Regions from separate parts of the Homo sapiens genome. Here region 2 is linked to region 1. The links are chromatin loops, found by intact Hi-C in ENCODE. Cell type or tissue: K562. All regions are shown on one strand. Links, peaks and the distances in the headings refer to the core of each region. The heading gives the core; the rest is flanking DNA. Region 1 has its middle 74 kb from the start of GC. Region 2 overlaps GC (GC vitamin D binding protein).

Evidence for each region. Peaks named below come from ENCODE experiments on the same cell type or tissue, not always from the same donor. Only the 100,000 strongest peaks of a DNase experiment are listed, where the experiment ranks them.
Region 2: a loop joins it to region 1, with 8 times the contacts of the local background. A loop is called at or near these places in 1 of 110 quality-filtered maps.

Annotation. Positions count from the first base shown.
Region 1 is chr4:71,855,590-71,859,995 of GRCh38, forward strand. No RefSeq gene overlaps it. Among named protein-coding and RNA genes, the nearest start is that of GC, 74 kb to the left of the region's middle. RefSeq lists an enhancer at 417-3,755. In K562, for the core only: no CTCF peak of the experiment used is centred there; a DNase peak (open chromatin) is centred at 2,382; H3K4me3 peaks cover 696 bases.
Region 2 is chr4:71,770,677-71,775,082 of GRCh38, forward strand. All of the region lies in intron 1 of GC (GC vitamin D binding protein), which reads right to left. Among named protein-coding and RNA genes, the nearest start is that of GC, 11 kb to the right of the region's middle. In K562, for the core only: a CTCF peak has its summit at 2,138; no DNase peak of the experiment used is centred there.

The sequences.
Region 1 (4,406 bases), core at 151-4,150:
TTTTATAGGGTATCTAGTCCATTTGAACTTTTAAACTGCTAAAGCAAATTTCTTAATTTTCAAATTGTCGACGAAAAGAGTCAAACTCTGTAAGATATTTAAAGAGATTTATTCTGAGCCAAATATGAGTGACCATGGCCTGTGACACAGCCCTCAGGAGATCCTGAGAACATGTGCCTAAGGTGGTTGGGGCACAGCTTGGTTTTATACATTTTTGGGAGACATAAAACATCAGTCAAATACATTTAGGATGTATACTGGTTTGGTTAGGTTCTGAAAGGCAGGACAACTTGAAGTGGGAAGGCGAGGTGTGGGGGTTCCAGGTTATAGGTAGATTTAAACATTTTCTGGTTGACAATTGGTTGAGTTAATCTAAAGACTTGGGATCAACAGAAAGGAAATATCTGGGTTAAAATAAGGGTTTGTGGAGGTCAAAGTTCTTATTATGCAGCTGAAGACTTCAGGTAACAGGCTTCAGAGAGAATGCACTGTAAATGTTTCTTATCAGACCTAAGGTCTGTGTTGATGTTAATACTGGAGGATGTAATGAGGCATGTCTGATCCCAACTTCCTGTCATGGTCTAAACCAGTCTTTAGGGTTAAATTTTAGAGTACCTTGGCCTAGGAGGAAGTTCATTCAGATAGTTGGAGGCCTTAGAATTTTATTTTTGGTTACATTCTCCTCCTTCTGGCAAGATTTGCCAGGGACAACATCAATGGCCAGCAAATCTTTATTTTGTCTCATAACGTTGCTAGTGTGGCATGGCTGCTGCTCCAGGTCCATCCTGTTATATGGTGGGACTTCCCATGGCCAAGGGTCTTAGAGTCTAAAGGCTTTTAGCCAATTAAATGTTCTAGGCCAGATAGGAATAGATGTAGACAGGCATTTACTACCTCTTAAAATTATTATTTTAAGTAAAAAGCCAACAAACAAAAACTAAAGGCAAAAACTGACTTATCCTTAACTTCTATGCATTCAGCTACAGTAATCTTGGTATTAGTACAGACTTATAGCAATGAGCTGTACAAAAACATAAGCACTGTTCTGAAAAAGACATTTAAAACAATATGTCTATCTCTACAACTCATATCTGGGAGTATTATACCCAGGAGGCTTTGTCACAAAGTATCATTATCCTGCCAGTAAATATTTTCTTTTAATTCTACAGGAAGCAGAAAATTCTTGATGGTTGGGTTGAATGCAAAAGTGCCACAGAATAGCTTAGATGGAAAAATCTCTTCTTTTGCGAGCTGTTTAGGCATCTTTGTACCCCTCCTTGATTTGGACCTTGACCTAATTCTATTCCTCAAAACCAGCCTTTACAATCTCATGCACCCATCTATTCTGTGACAGTCCCTAAGCCCAAAGGAAGGGTGCTTGTAAGGTTTTAGCAGCAGGGATGCTGCCAAACAGTGGGATGCCAGATGAGGGAGACTTGAATCTCTGACCTTCAGAATACAATGATTTTTTTGTTTCCTTGGAAGTAAAACAAGGATAAATAAACAACATTAATATTTTGACAATCAAAAGAATATGTGTGTGTCAGAAACAGAAAAAGGAACTTATTCTATTAGGGCACCAATTAAAGATATGAACAAAAATTATAATCGGGTACTTTCTAGAGATTATTGTAGCTAAGAAATAATTTATGATTCAATCTGCACTCAAAAAAACAAAAGTTAGGGCTGAAATCTAGTATCAAGTGTTACACTTTATCTTTGAAACAATTTTTCTTTCTGTAGCCCTCCTTTTCTATTAAAGAGAAACTATAATAGGACCAATTTGTGTGCAAAATAAGTTTTAGGCTTATTATACTTAGCCTGATTATTTGCATAAAATGCAGCAAGAATTGATTGGCCATATAGGCTTCTTTTAAGTTGGCTTTGCTGGAACTTTACCTAAAAATGATATTTTGGTCAAAGTCTTGGTAAAACAATCAGTGTCTCCAATTGTTCTGTTTTAAAATCTCTTATTAAACTTATGCAAATATTTATATTGTCATAAAATCATAATCCAAATTTTTGCAGAACTCAGAGAGAAAGGTAAATTTGCTTATAAAAAATATACTTCACCCAAATAACTCTAAAGAAAAAAAGAGTTTTTTGAGCCTTCTTTAATCAGAGCAGCAGCCTTCCGAACAAGAGTTTGTTCACCTTGGAACTGCCATTTACGTGCTAAACAGCTCTTGTTACAGGAGAGCTGCTATCAGGCGCTGTAGAATTTAGCAGCTCTTTGCATAGTTAGAGACAGTCCTTGTTAGGGACAAACTGCCTCAGGAAAGCTTCTTGGTGCTGCCCACCCCTCCCCCTAATACTCTGCAACTCTTCTCCATGCTGCCCACCCTTCCCCCAAGCCTCTTTACATTCCTAAGCCCTTATCTAGGTGCTGCAGTGAAGCCAGCAGACTTCACCTATCAGGCCTTTCTGCGATAAGCAAACTCCAATTATAAACCAACCTGATCGCACAGGGGGAGGTCTTGGGAAGCATAAACAAAGTTTACCTACACCCTCCTGTAAGTTCCTGTTCGTCTAGCTGCTACTATAAATGTCTCAAGGTGATATGAGGCAAAATTAACCAGCAAACAATCCCAGGATGTGGCCATACCAAAGAACTCCCTCAAACTCCCCTCCTCAATACAAAACCCTTGTTCTGTAAGCTTGGGGCTGCTTCCTCTGACTGTTAAGGGGGCAGCCGGCAGGTTAACAAAAACGTGCTTGCCTGACTTTGGGTCTATTTTTCCTTTCTCTCGGCTAACCTTACAGTCCTTGGGAGAAAAAAAAAAAGGTTTCCTGCTCATGAGTCTACTCCTTGTATTCCCAGGTAGCAAGATCCTATGTAAACCATTTTTATTTTATCATGGAACTCTTTTGGGCACCATTATTTTCATTAGCACAGGAGTAGCTTCAGTTAACGTTCCATAGCAAGATAATAAATACCCTCAAGTGGAAATTCTCTAGTCTAGTAGTTGTCATTGGGAAATACTCGCAGTCTTTTGCCATAACCCCCAATACATGCTCCACAAAGGGCTATGAGGTAGAGAATTTGTCCTGACTAGTACTGTACTTCAGCTTCTACCCTATATTCTGTGAGCTCAGGCAATCTTACTAGTTCCCATTTAGTGTGTCCAATTAACATTTCTCAAAGAGCAGATTTCCATGCTTTTAGTTTTATAGTACTAGATAGAGAAAACATCTCCCTGTCAGATACAAAACCCATTTTTATAAGACATTTAGGTAAAGGGGTTACAACCACCTTACATAAACCCTGTTCAAACATCTTAAATATCATAATTTTATTAACATGCATATTTTTATGTCCTGGTCTCAGGAACTTTTTTTTCCTACCCCCTAGAATATTTTGCCTTTTCTGGTGAAAAAGGGTTTGGGTTCCCAGCAGGGAGTTGCATCTGTAGGACCCATGAGGGACAGCAAATTTGATAAGGCTTCTCAAACAGTTGTATGATTCCATGGGGTGGAGGGGGGAGGTGGGCACCCATGTACAAGGGGCCCTCTTAACCCCCAAATTTACCATGGCCTGGGTAATAGGCATATTCAGTGGGAGGATATCCCAGTCATCATAAAGCCAGTCCCACATGGCTCACAAATGAGGCCTGTTAACTGCTTCATCTGGGGTGTTCCACTTGGAATTTTATAGGGCAGTCTCCTTCTCAAGGAAAACAGATTTTACAGTGGCATTTATCTGGTCCACTAGGCTGGTTGGAATAACCAAGAATAACCTCCTGTGCATTTGGATCACATACACTCATTAGTCATTGTTAAATACTGAGCTGTGGGTCCTGCATCAACCCAAACAATCTCTTAAATTCTATAGTATTTAAAATTAAGAATTTTGTCCTTAAAGTGGTTATTTTTACAATCCACTATGGTATAGATTTTTCAAGAAACTGATGACACCAATTTAAAAATGGAAAAATTCTTTTACATTATACCTTCTGTTTTTGATAGTTACTTGGTTTTGCCCTTCCCCCTTCTTGGTAACCACAGGTCTCAGAGGTAACTATTGTTGCCCTGGCTTAATTTTTCTTTTCATCCATTTAGTTTTAGCTGTATCATTTTTCCTTCACTTTAAAGTGACTCTTAGTTTCTTAACTAGAAAAAATATATTTTTTTAGCAAAATTGATATCTTTGTGTTTTATAAACCTCACCAAAAACCACGTTACTCTCCTACTATTTTAACTTAGTAACCCAAATCTCGGTGGAAAAAAATACAAAAACAAGATTACTTAACTTACCATAACATGACTTTTAAGATTTTAAATTATTGGAGAGAATGTTGAGATCAAATTTACCAAATTAATTTTATCAAAGATTGCCAAGGTCATGTGAATTAAAAGGCATCCGAGTTAGCCCTATTAGCCTACCAGTCTAATAAGCACTTACTTTT
Region 2 (4,406 bases), core at 187-4,186, 85 kb before region 1:
AAAAGAGAACAGGCAAAGGAGACAAGAGGCAGGTATCTGTGTCTTCCTTTCCCACCACAGGCAATAGAACTGAAACAGGCCTGAATGGGGTAGTAGCTTCAACTTTCAATGAATTAAAACATTTTTGACTATTAAATGTAACTAGCCATTCTCATGATGAAATGACATTGGTATTTGAGAGGGAACAGAAAAATCACAGTACCTGCTCTTGAGTTCATTCACGCTACAGGGAAGAGCTAGTTACTAATCATGAGACCCCCTTGTTCAACATGTCCATCACATATGTAATAGGGCGGACACATCAAAGTCAGTCAGTGTTCTCCTAACCTGACTCATCATTTATGCAAATAAGCCCAGGAAATTTCCCTCCTGTGATGTTATATCTTTGGAAAAAAATGTAGGAAGTATATAAATTGCTTACTCTGTTTTAAGTGGCTTTAACTTTTAGTGGTTTATCCTTCTCACTTTAAGGGTTGGGAAAGTCATCTCAGGTGATATGATGGTAACTGCTGTCAGGCTTTAATCCCAAAGATTTCCTCTCCTCTCTAACAGTTACAATTTTATGGAAGACAGTGTAAACATATGCCTGGGTGGAAATTTCTATTTGATGGCTTGCAGTGGAGGTGGTGGTGATTAGATACAGACTTGAAAGGGTTGTATTTTTTTTTTTAAAGATTCTCTTTAGGACTCATCAGATTAATGTCACCTGTTTAATGTCAGATTGCCTGTAGAGGAAGCAGTCGCAGCATGTACTTTTTTGGATGGATACCCCCCCAAAATATTTTTGAGGTGAGAAAAGTCGGATTTGATAATTGTGAGAAAAAGACATTCTTCAGCAGCACTTTTTAACAAGAGACCTACTCAAACACCCTCAAAACCACACAGAAGGTGGAAAATAACCCACATACCTGAATCCTGAATCTGATGTTATTCTGGCAACTAGGACAAGGCAGTAGAGTTGATAAAGCTAATTGTTAGTGGAACCAAAAAAACCACTTGCAACAAACCTCTGTAATGTCTGAGAACCTTCACATCTTGTACATTTTCTGAAATGTATTGATTAGTTTACAAGGCTGGATATTGTGACACGTTCAAAAGGTTAAGCAAGGCAGAAAACTTCCATTAATCATTAATGGTATTTTATGGAATTGAAGACTAGAACACAGAGAAGAATAATTAGGGCTAGAACTGTCCTCATGTGGTGATGAGCTGTACTTACGATGTCAAGAGTTGTTTTTAGTTTGCTCCTAAAGCAGAGCTAGGAGAAATGTCTGGCAGTTACATGGCAGTAGATTCTAGTAAGAAATCTTTATTCCAACTGTGTCTATTTTATAACTGAAATGAAAGCAGCCTTTTGAAGAGGTGAGTTTGTTTTATCATTGTAAATATCAAAATAGATTTAAATAACCATATATTGTAAAGATCCCTGAATTTAGTACAATGTATCCTCATCATCTATAAGATCACTTGCTGGGGATTATAATCTAGTCTCTTTTAAAAATAGCGAGAGATTATAAGGAATATTTTTTCCCAAGGCTTACTGTATTTTAAGACATACACAAAATAGCCCTAATAAGAACTTCTTTTCCTTATAATAAATAGGAGCTAAGTTTGTTTAAATTCCCCCCTACAAAATGGAAGAGTTTATTTTTATTAGTACTTCTCTTGTGACCATTCAATAACATGCAAAGTGAAATCCTGTATTCAAATGGGGTACCCCCGATGAACATTTTGAGAAATATTTTGTTTCTAACCTTCCAGATTCTGATTTCTCATTTCACTAAAAATGTAAAGTTTCATTTCATATATTATGGGAATGTGAGTGTGCATGTGAAGGTAGTGTAACTGGGCACTGCATGTTATCCCATTAAATAGTTTGAATTTATTTAACTATTTGTGTTTGCACACAGCACTTTAGAATTCATGGGCATTATATACTGCTTTAGTTAGAATGCAAACTGATGAGAGAAAAGTGGGAAACTAGATGGAATGAATAAGGCTTAAAGAGGTTTTGAAACTATTTTTGCTGGAACATTCAGCCTTGGGCATAACAGGAAGCAAGGGAGGAAGCTCAAGAGGGATATTGAGAAAGCTCAGAATTAAAATATAAAAATAACCTGTAGAGGAAGCTGTTGCACCATGATCTTTCAGGTGAGCTACCCAAAATGTACTTCTGATAAAATAATTTTATAAATTCATTTGCCCAAAGAGAAGATATCTAGCTTACAAGACAAAGCCAATGTATGTCAATCATTGTCTCAATTTTCAAATACAGCAAATAAATACTAAAGTTAATTTGCAATGTGATTATTACTAATTGATTCCCCATTCCATGGAATACTGCTTAATAAATGTTTTTGGTGTAAAACCAGTTGAGCTCACTCCAATTCATATAGTTAATTCCTGTCTCAAATGAACTGTAAAATTATACGCTCTGTTTTCAAATGTACCATTCGGTTATAAAGAAGGTGATTTGGACTTTGATATGGCCCTAGTAAATATTGGCATAATCTTAGTGACTCTGATGAAATCACTTTCACATGAAGTGACCCCCCACAGTACTAAGTGTTTACAAATTTCACTAACAGAATTTTTGCTTTCTGCAATAGCATGTTTCACTTTTTATCTATATTGTGAAACATTCTGGTAAGTCTTGTTTAATTCTGAACTTTTGAAAGCCAGTGTGATTTATTTTCAGGAAATCTTTGCTGCTTCAGGCACCTTACCTCTGCCAACAGAGTTGACAATATTCATTCATACATGTAACAGATATTTTTTGAGGCTTACTTTGTGCCAGGCATTGGGTTCAATATTGAATTTGAACTTACAATGGAACCCAAAATAGACACATCCTTGCCCTCATGTAACTTTCGTTGTAATGGGGATAGCTAATAAGATACTGCTTTGTTACAAAGTTTATTAAAGTAGGTATTTGGATGCCTTCACTATTACTAGTCTTTCACTAAAACCTAATTTGGCTCCCTAGAACAGTTATTCGTATACCAAGTACATTAATGGATCCTAAATATCATTGACATAAATAAGTGCTCGTACAGGATGCTAGGAACTATCTCAAGTTGCTGTTTTCCTATTGTGTTCTGGAGAATCATGGGCTTTAACAGCTCTGTTGGGCATTTTATATTTTCACAATTTCATTTCTTTGGCATTTTTATTTCTATTCTGTACTGACAGACTCATCCATGTCAGAAAAGCTCAGTATATTTGTTAGTATTTTTTTAAATAAATTTACCTTTTAAGAATATGGTTTGCAGTGTTTATTCAAACTAGTCAGGCATGATATTGTTCATTTCACAGTAGTGAATTGACTTAAATAGTAAACATTATTGAGCTGGTTTAGGAAGCTGATCTGGTTATAAGAGATTTCTGTATCACTAAAAATATTGCCAATGAAAAAGTTTGAGCTTGAGTCAATGAAAAGAAATTCAACCCTTTTAATACTAAACCCAGAGACCCACATGACATCTATAGATAAACTAATCTAGAAGTTAACTGTACCTCTTAGGATGATATCAGTGCAACAAATTGAGCGTCCTTTCAGACTTTGAAAATTCAAACACAAACGAAAACAGCAAAAGATATATAGTCAATGGGTTAATTACTCAGAAACTGCAACTGCAATAGGAGACAGCATCACAGACTCACTCAAACTAATGTCCTTGGGTTCACCTCGGGTGGTAGCCTGTCCTTTGTGACACTTACCAAAGTTCCAGAGGAAGCATTTTTTCTCCATGCATTTCATCCCACCTCTCTTTCCTTTTGTGGGTTGGTTACCTCCTCATCTGTAATTGCTTTTGTAGGGGTAAAGATAGAGGGGGAGGTTTGCCTCTTCCACTTTTGGGATGGGTAAAGGTGATATCCCCTGCATTTAATTTGGACGCTTAGAACACATTGAAGCACTTAGATTCTACAGCAATATAAATATAAATAATAATAATATCATGATAACAATTAAAATTTGAGTGCCAACAATTTGGTGGTACTGTTCTAAATATTTGACATGTATTACTTGCTTTAATCTTCACAAAAATTTTATGAGGTTTGTGGTTATCACAGTTTACATCCCATGTTTACTACCTATTTTTATGCATCATTTTAAGAACTTCATCTCATATTTAAATTATTTCTATGAAAAATTGTACTTTAACTTCTAAATAACATATAACTTTTTGAGTACATTTTGTCCATGAGTTAGAGAATTACTCTATTGAAATTTAGTGATATTCTTTTTATGGTATCGAAAGATTCATTATTATTCATGCCTGTTTAAAAATCTTTATCTTTGACTATCAGTCCTGGAAAAAAGTCATTCTTATTCTTCATTTTCTTCCCCGGCCCTTTTTTTTTTTTTTTTTAAATGAAAAAGTTTGCAGGGTTTGGCACAGGAA